Regions from separate parts of the Homo sapiens genome. Here region 2 is linked to region 1. The links are chromatin contacts, found by Hi-C or POLR2A ChIA-PET in ENCODE. All regions are on one chromosome and are shown on one strand. The core of a region is the stretch at or near the end of the contact, and the rest is flanking DNA. Distances in the headings are between cores, read along the strand shown.

Region 1 (4,155 bases), core at 1,106-3,605:
ACTAGAATTTGAATGGTCTATTTTTATGGACCTTCTTAGTGATATCCCCACCACCACCCAGCAGTCCTCTTAGCTGCCTTGTTAGTCTTAAGCACGCCTTATTCACTTTGCATAAGTACACTGAGTCTCTGTGATGTGCACGCAGGCACTATAACAGGAGCATGTGGCCGGGCGCGGTGGCTCATGCCTGTAATCCTAGCGCTTTGGGAGGCCGAGGCGGGTGGATCACGAGGTCAGCAGTTCAAGACCAGCCTGGCCAACATGGAGAAACTCCGTCTCTCCTAAAAATACAAAATTAGCCAGGCGTGGTGTCACATGCCTGTAATCCCAGCTACTCGGGAGGCTGAGGCAGGCGAATCACTTGAACCCAGTAGGCAAAAGTTGCAGTGAGCCAAGATCATGCCATTGCACTCCAGCCTGGGCAACGAGAGTGAAACTCTGTTCCCACCGTCCCCCCGCCCCCCCCAAAAAAGGAGCATGTGATTTAAGAGGAGAGCAAGGCATATAAATAAAGGATTATAATATAATAAGAGCTACCATCGAAGGTTGTGCGGTGTGAAATGTAAATCTAAGGTAAGGCTGTTAGAGAAAGTTTCTCTGAGAAAGTAACATTTGAGCCTAGTCTTAAAGAATGAGGGGTCCAGATTTGAGGAAAGGAGATAAACGTTACAAGGAAGGGAAACAACATATGGGAAAAACCCAGAAGCACGCAGATGCAGAAATGGGAAGCATGCGTGAGGGGGAGTGTTGGAAGATGAGGCTAAAGGGAGAAGGCAGACCTGAGTGGATGCCTACAAAGGCGTTTGGAATTTAATGTGTAGCCCAAACGGGGAAGTCATTAGAATATTTTAGACAGAGGAAGGACATGTGCTCTTTCTGTTCTCTGTCCATGTCTTCCCTTTAGAGATTTTCCCTTCAGAGACCTTGTTTTTCCCTATCGTCACTACTACTTTCTCTGCTAATGTTTTATACCTACTTCCCTGCCAAGCTAATTTATTTGATTAGAGTAAAATGGTCTTAGGTTGCAGTTTAGAACATCCTAAAAATCAGGAAGTTTGTGTCCCCTACCCCCTGATCACAGTACATTGTGACCCTGATTGCATTTTGTTGCTTGAGAAATTGACTGACTATGGTCATCTCATTCCATTCTTATTGTTACAAGGAAAAAAGAATGACACCTTCGTTTATAAAAAGAATTCCATATGTTCTACTAGATTGCCAAAATGAGGGTGGACATGAAAACAACTGAATTTGTACACTTCAGACTTTATTAATATTTTTTGTTTAACCCTTTTTAGGATTTTCATTTTCTGGGCCTAGATTATAAATGGGCACACTAGACTTGAAGTCAGGAGAGCTTCTTTTCTATGGAGCTACTAAAATGCTCCTGGCAATTGTTCTTTTCATTTTTGACCCATTGCAGTGCATCCACAATTGTATGGTTGTTTGTGCAACATCGTCTTAGCCAGTCTCATAATAAACCATTCTTTGGAATTTTACAAAGATGTCATTCTTGGCACCTAAACAGAGAATCATTTGTGCCTAACCAATCATTTTCCATTTATGAATCCTGTTCAATTAGAAAGTAGTTTATGAACAGTGTCCTGTTTTTTAAATGTAATTTGAAATAGCAGGTGGCAGACTTGCATTTTATATTACCTAGATATCTCAAGCCTTTATGCTTACTCATTCACACGGGTCTGCTAGTGAAGCCAACTGTATAAGGTGTGGGAGGTAGGCAAGCCTCGGGGGAACCCAGGGCTCATTTGGTTCATTGCTGCCATCTGCTGGGGCTTGGCTGCTGGCATGGGAAGGCTGCCCACGAGAGAGCTGAGCCATCCTGAAGGAACCTCTGTATACTTCCAGTACTAATCAGCTATTATGTTTCTAGGTGACAACCTACCCCTAACTAAAAGGACTTTATGAACTCTAGAGCATTATATCAGTCAGTGTAAAGTGGCATTAGATTATGTTGGTAACACGTACTCTACAGCAAACATGAGGCTCAGAGAACGAAGCAACACACTAAGGACTCAAAGATCCTAGAGTATCAGAACTGGAAGAACCTTAAGCCAGATGTGGTGGAACTTTAGTATATAGTTACATGAGTCGCCTAGGCACTTGTTAAAATGCAGATTCCTGGGCCTAGCCCAAGAGACTTTGATTCAGTAGGCCCAAGCTGTGTCTCATTTAACAAGCTCCCCACAGGGTTCTGATGCAGGTGGTCTAGCACCATGCTAGAGAAAAGCACTACCTTAAATATACAGACAAGAGCTTCTCAGCCATTTTTCTTATTAATGCCTCACTTCAATCAATAAGAAAAATTACATCTTCCATCAATGGGATGAGTCATCATCATACCGTAACTAGTTCTTTGAAGCACACGCACACAAATTATTGTTGGATTGCTTTGTTCTGCAACAACAACAAAAGAGTCGCTTTTAAATAATTATCTTGGCTGGGTGCAGTGGCTCAGGCCTGTAATCCCAGCACTTTGGGAGGCCGAAGTGGGTGGATCACCTGAGGACAGGAGTTCGAGACCAGCCTGGCCAACATGGTGAAACCCCATCTCTACTAAAAATACAAAAAATTTAGCTGGGCGTGGTGGCATGCGCCTGTAATCCCAGCTACTTGGGAGGAGGCAGGAGAATCGCTTGAACCTGGGAGGCGGAGGTTGCAGAGAGCCGAGATCATGCCACTGCACTCCAGCTTGGGCAACAAGAGCAAAACTCCATCTCAAAATAATAATGATAATAATAATTAATATTATTATCTTTCCTTTCTTCTCCAAGAAGGAAATTCTGTAATTTATATTGGTCAGCTTATTGTGGAATGCTTTTTGGCCTTCAGCATTGGCAAGCAAAGGTCTAGTTTCATATTACACTTAACATAGCCATCATTTCCATGACCATAGTAATCATTTAGTAAATGTTTATTGAATTTTTAGGGACCTAAAACACCATAATATGACTCTTTTCTTTGGAGAAGCCAAACACAAGGCTGCATCCCTGATAGTTTTAGGGGATGTCTTCTTATCACTTTATTTATTTATTTGTTTTTTGAGACAGAGTTTCACTGTTGTTGCCCAGGCTAGAGTGCAATGGCACAGTCTCAGCTCACTGCAACCTCTGCCTCCTGGGTTCAAGTGATTCTCCTGCCTCAGTCTCTCTAGTAGCTGGGATTACAGGTTCCCACCACCATGCCTGGCTAATTTTTGTATTTTTAGTAGAGACGGGGTTTCACCATGTTGGCCAGGCTGGTCTCGAACTCCTGACCTTAGGTGATCTGCCCACTTCAGCCTCCCAAAGTGTTGGGATTACAGGCGTGAGCCACCAAGCCCGGCCTTATTATCACTTCTTACTCCCTTATCTGTGTTGGCAAGCTTGGCTAAAGTACAAATAGTAGTAAATACAAATAACAACTCTCCTTCTCACATAGGAAAAAATAAGTGGGTGGCCTAAAAACAAATTTGAGAACTCACCTTAGAACTGAGAATTCTGAATACCTGTCATATGCCTGCTTGATAGAATATTCTCAAAAATGTTGCTCATTTTTTTTATATGCTACTGCTCCTGAAACTACTGGTTTCAATCTGTGAACTGAGTCCCATGAGGCCACTGAACTCAAGGGCAGATTACCCTTGGTGTACCGTGTCACACTGAGTGAGGACCAGTAATTTTTTCGTGTATTTCATGTAGTGTTTTTTGTGTTTTTTTTGTTTGTTTGTTTTAGCTTTTAAGTTGTTGGCATTCAGGACTTTCAACTCCTTTAATGCACATGATCATATATTTAGTGCAGTTACCATGTCGCACATGTAGAATCAAAAGGCAGTTTATTGAACCTCCTTATAGAGAAATCTTGCTGAGCTTTTAGGATCATAATTTTTATGGCTTGCATATGTGCTTTGGCATATCATCTTATTTTAAGTTTTGTCCCCTGCATTTATAATCTCATTTGTTAGGGGTTTTGTTTTTGTTTTAGGTGTACCTGAAGGAAATCTTAAAAGAAATTGGTGTTCAGAATGTAAAAGGGATCCACAAAAACACATGGGAGCTGAAGCCAGAGTACAGACACTATCAAGGAGAAGAAAAGAGTGACTAAGAAGACTCCTAGCCAGCATGCTAGTGAAACGACTAGCAGCGATGCTATGCAAAA
Region 2 (4,155 bases), core at 860-3,359, 110 kb before region 1:
TCTGTTTTCTGGTTTATGGTCCAACTCTATCAGAAGTCACCATGGATTGCAGTTATATAGGTTATAGCATCCCCTGGTGAAGATGCACTTCGTCAAGTCATTCATGTTACTATGAAGACATGATGCAGTCTTTCTGCAGAACTGTTTGAGGGATTTGGCTGATAAGGAAATGACAGAATAGAAAATTATTTCTGGAATAGTACTGAGGTACTGATGTCAAACTGGAGCCAGTGTTAGGGAAAGTACGAAAGCTGTGTTCACTGAGCTTCATATGGATTGTTTTCAGATTGCATCAAGTTAAAGTTAACAAGCAGATGAGTTTAGAAAGAAAATCTTGTCAATCCACTATGACCAGACTTTAGGGAATAGGGGGCTTTAAAATAAAAGTCAAAGTAAAATAGAAGTAGGTGGTATGAGAATTCGTATGATGAATGGAATAAAAAATGTTATTTAATGTAATAGAGTGAATATGAATAGGGACTATATTGGTATATCCCAGTAGGGACATTATATACAACTTGTATACAAGCCTCAATTTAGAGTATGAATTTCTTCCCTGGAATATTGATAAATAATTGAGAAACCAATTTTGTCTTGAGTTTAAAATCTCTTGAAAGTTAGGTCCATTTATATATCTTTAATACAAAACTGACTAATTAAACATGTTTAAGTTCTGAAAGAAAACCTTATTCTTATATGTTCCTACCAGCCGTTAGACAGCTGTGGCCTGCCCAGAAGCGAAACTCTGGTAGTGGCCAGCACACTTTGAAAGACTGCTCTGTTTAAAAAGAAATGCAGTTGAAGTCTTTTTTTTTTTTTTTTAAAGAACTTCGTGTATGTGTATCAGCCCACAAATTCTTGCTTATACAGACTGTATCATTAGCTATTTCAAAATAATAAAGGGTAAAAAGCCCTACAGACACATACTATACATACTATTTTACTATTTTTTTTTTTTTTTTTTTAAAGATGGAGTCTCGCTCTGTTGCCCAGGCTGGAGTGCAGTGTTGCAGTCTCGGCTCACTGCAACCCCCGCCTCCCTGCCTCAGCCTCCCAAATAAATGTTACTTCAGACTCCTGCCACCACACCCAGCTAATTTCACCCAGCTATTTTTTTTTTTTTTTTTTTTGAGATAGAGCCTTGCTGTGTCACCAGGCTGGAGTGCAGTGGTGCTATCTCAGCTCACTGCAACCTCCGCCTCCCAGGTTCAAGTGATTCTCCTGCCTTAGCCTCCCAAGTAGCTGGGACTACAGGTGCGCACCACCACACCCAGCTAATTTTTTTGTATTTTTAGTAGAGATGGGGTTCTACCATGTTGGCCAGGATGGTCTTGATCTCTTGACGTCGTGATCTGCCCGCCTGGGCCTCCCAAAAGTGCTGGGATTACAGGCGTGAGCCACCGTGCCCGGCCCCCCAGCTGATTTTTGTGTTTTAAGTAGCAATAGGCTTTCACCATGTTGGCCAGGCTGGTTTCAAACTCCTGACCTCAAGTGATCCTCCCACCTCAGGCCTCCCAAACCTCCCAAGTGCTGGAATTACAGGCATGAGCCACCACGCCCAGCCTCACTTGTTTCCCCCCAGTCTAAAAGAACCTTTCTTGAGAATATTTTATGGTTGAAAGTTGTGGCATTTTCTGTTGATAGAGGGAAAAAAAAGTACACCACCCAGTGTTGTTTACAGCTTCAGTTTCTTTTATATAGCTATGCAGAACTTAATGACTATGATGATTTGACACATTTTTTTCCTTACTGTATAATGTGTTATGTGTCAGACTTTTCTTGAGAGAAAGATCTGTACCGTTTAGCAAAGAAAAAAGTCTGGTTTAGAGCACTTCTCAACCCCTTTTCTGCTGCTTCTAGGTGAAGGCTGATGTGTCTTTACATTCACAAGTTTGGGACAGACTCCTATAGATTAGGGGCTGTGGCATAGATGCCCCAGGTGCTGTCAGTGTTCGCCCATAGCCTCTCAAGGCCTTGCCGTTACTGTGCACACTAGCCAACTTTTACATCTCGGCACCTTTGTCTGCCTGAGAGCTTCTCTTGCTGCCAACTACTCTGCCTGCCTGGAGGGCAGGCCAGAAATGCCAGGATTTTAACACTCACTTTGGGAGTGGCGTTCAGCCAATATCTGCCAGGAGTTGTTAGTTGATAAACACCCAGCTCCTTTAATCCTCAGGTAGGGTGACTAAGGCACATATTAAGCAACAGTTGTCCTTAGTAGTATCCAGCTGGTACTGGTTTTCTACACTAATCATTTTATAGGCTCATTTCTTCTTCCTCATTTTTCCAACCCTCAGTGTTTTCTGACAAATAAACTACCTGAACTTTATTTATTTATTTTTTTGAGACAGGTTTTCACTCTGTCACCCAGGCTGTAGTGCAGTGCCCCGATCTCGGTTCATGGCACCCCCTACCTCTGGGGCTCTAGTGATTTCCCCACCTCAGCCTCCTGAGTAGCTGGAGCTGCAAGTGTGTGCCACCACACCTGGCTGGCTTCCTTCCTTCCTTCCTTCCTTCCTTCCTTCCTTCCTTCCTTCCTTCCCTCCCTCTTTCCTTCCCTCCCTCTTTCCTTCCCTCCTTGCTTCTCTCCCTCCTTCCCTCCCTCCCTCCCTCCCTCCCTCCTCCTTCCTTCCCTCCCTCCCTCCTTCCCTCCTTCCTTCTTTCCCTCTTTCCCTCCTTACCTCCTTCCCTCCTTCCTCCCTCCTTCCCTCTTTCCCTCCTTCCCTCCTTCCTTGGTTTCACCCCGTTGCCCAGGCTGGGATTTCTCCATGTTGGCCAGGTTGGTTTCGAACTCCTGACCTCAAGTGATCCGATCGCCTCGGCCTCCCAAAGTTCTGGGATTACAGGCGTGAGCCACTGTGCCCGCCCCTGCTCCAAATTCATAGGTTGAAGTCCTAAACCCAGGTACCTCAGAATGTGACTGTATTTGGAGATAAGACCTGTAAAGAGGCGATGAATTTAAAAAGAGGCAGTGGCAATTGACTGGTGTCCTTATAAGAAAAGGAAATTTGGACACTCAGGAGAGACTGGGGTTGCACATGCACAGAGGAATGACCATGTGAGGAGGCCACAATTGAGTGGCCATCTGCAAGCCCAGGAGCTGAGCCTTAGAAGAAGCCAAAGTTGTAGGCACCTCGATCTTGGACTTCAGCCCCCAGTACTATGAGAAAATACCTTCCTGTTGCTTAAGCCACCCAGTCTGTGGAAATTTGTTATGGCAGCCCCAGCAAACTAATGCAGTGTGATTTAATACTTGTGATTTAGTTTTTTGAACTAAGAAGTCTAGTTGAGGATTTTTAGAAAAATTGATTTTCTTCTTGTGTTTTGCTTTTTTGTTACTAAAATTTTAATTGAAACATAACCTACATTTAAGAAAACAGCACAAATCATAAGTTTATACTGTTGATTTCTCACAAAGTGAACACATCCCTGTAACCACCACTCAGGTAACAAAAGAACATCGTCAGCTATGCTTTGATTTTTGAATCCATGGATCCAGTATCAAATTTTCTAGACTAATTTTTTTTACATGTCTTCAGTAACTTATTCCCTTTTAAATATAGATTACTATTTTTTAACCTTCAAGCATAAGTTTACATGGACACAACCAGTATTGTTTAGAAATGTTGCAATATTAGAAATATTAAGCTTCTTAAGAACTAGGTTTTTAACACAAACCAGAGAGTTATAGTTCCAACATTTATTTTATTTTATTTGATTTTTAATAAGAGACTGGTTATTTATTTATTTATTTAGAGACAAGGTCTTGCTCTGTCACCCAGGCTGGACTGCAGTGCTATGATCTCAGTTCACTGCAACCTCTAACTTCTGGGCTCAAGCGATCTTCCCACCCCAGCCTCCCAAATAGCTGGGACTACAGGCATATACCACCACACCCAGCTAATTTTTTAAAATGTTTTTTGTAGAGACAGGGTCTCATTTTCTTGCCCAGGCTGGTCTCAGACCCCCCCTGCCTTGGCCTGCCAAAGTGTTGGGATTATAGGTGTGAGCCACTGTGCCCAGCTGAGACTGGTTATCTTTGTAACACGCATAGTCTGGTAAATTTATCATTACATGGGCTCCAATTAATTTTTCTTTCTCCCACTTAACATCTTTTAAAATTTTTTTCTGACAAGGCTTAGAAGCAAATAAAAG

Evidence for each region. Hi-C counts contacts between places; a loop is a spot of excess contacts on that map. ChIA-PET counts read pairs that join two places held with the same protein, here RNA polymerase II (POLR2A). Pooled maps may share reads with other maps.
Region 2: a loop to region 1 is called in a map of HCT116, with 2.1 times the contacts of the local background. The contact joins two enhancer-like sites. A Hi-C loop is called at or near these places in 3 of 168 maps with a recorded cell type or tissue (HCT116, PC-3 and PC-9) and 2 of 50 pooled maps. POLR2A ChIA-PET finds 5 or more read pairs at or near these places in 3 of 52 experiments (BJ, MCF 10A and OCI-LY7).

The regions. Positions count from the first base shown.
Region 1 is chr13:45,279,461-45,283,615 of GRCh38, forward strand. It overlaps GTF2F2 (general transcription factor IIF subunit 2), which reads left to right. Exons shown (of 8, transcript NM_004128.3): 8 at 3,982-4,155. The coding sequence ends at 4,101. Among named protein-coding and RNA genes, the nearest start is that of SNORA31B, 55 kb to the right of the region's middle. Within about 2 kb of position 2,356, at least 3 of the 41 ENCODE cell types and tissues checked have a DNase peak (open chromatin) inside an H3K27ac peak, as active enhancers do; they include HCT116, where a contact is called at or near this core.
Region 2 is chr13:45,166,287-45,170,441 of GRCh38, forward strand. The region is part of intron 4 of GTF2F2 (general transcription factor IIF subunit 2); the gene reads left to right. Among named protein-coding and RNA genes, the nearest start is that of KCTD4, 33 kb to the right of the region's middle. Within about 2 kb of position 2,110, at least 8 of the 41 ENCODE cell types and tissues checked have a DNase peak (open chromatin) inside an H3K27ac peak, as active enhancers do; they include HCT116, where a contact is called at or near this core.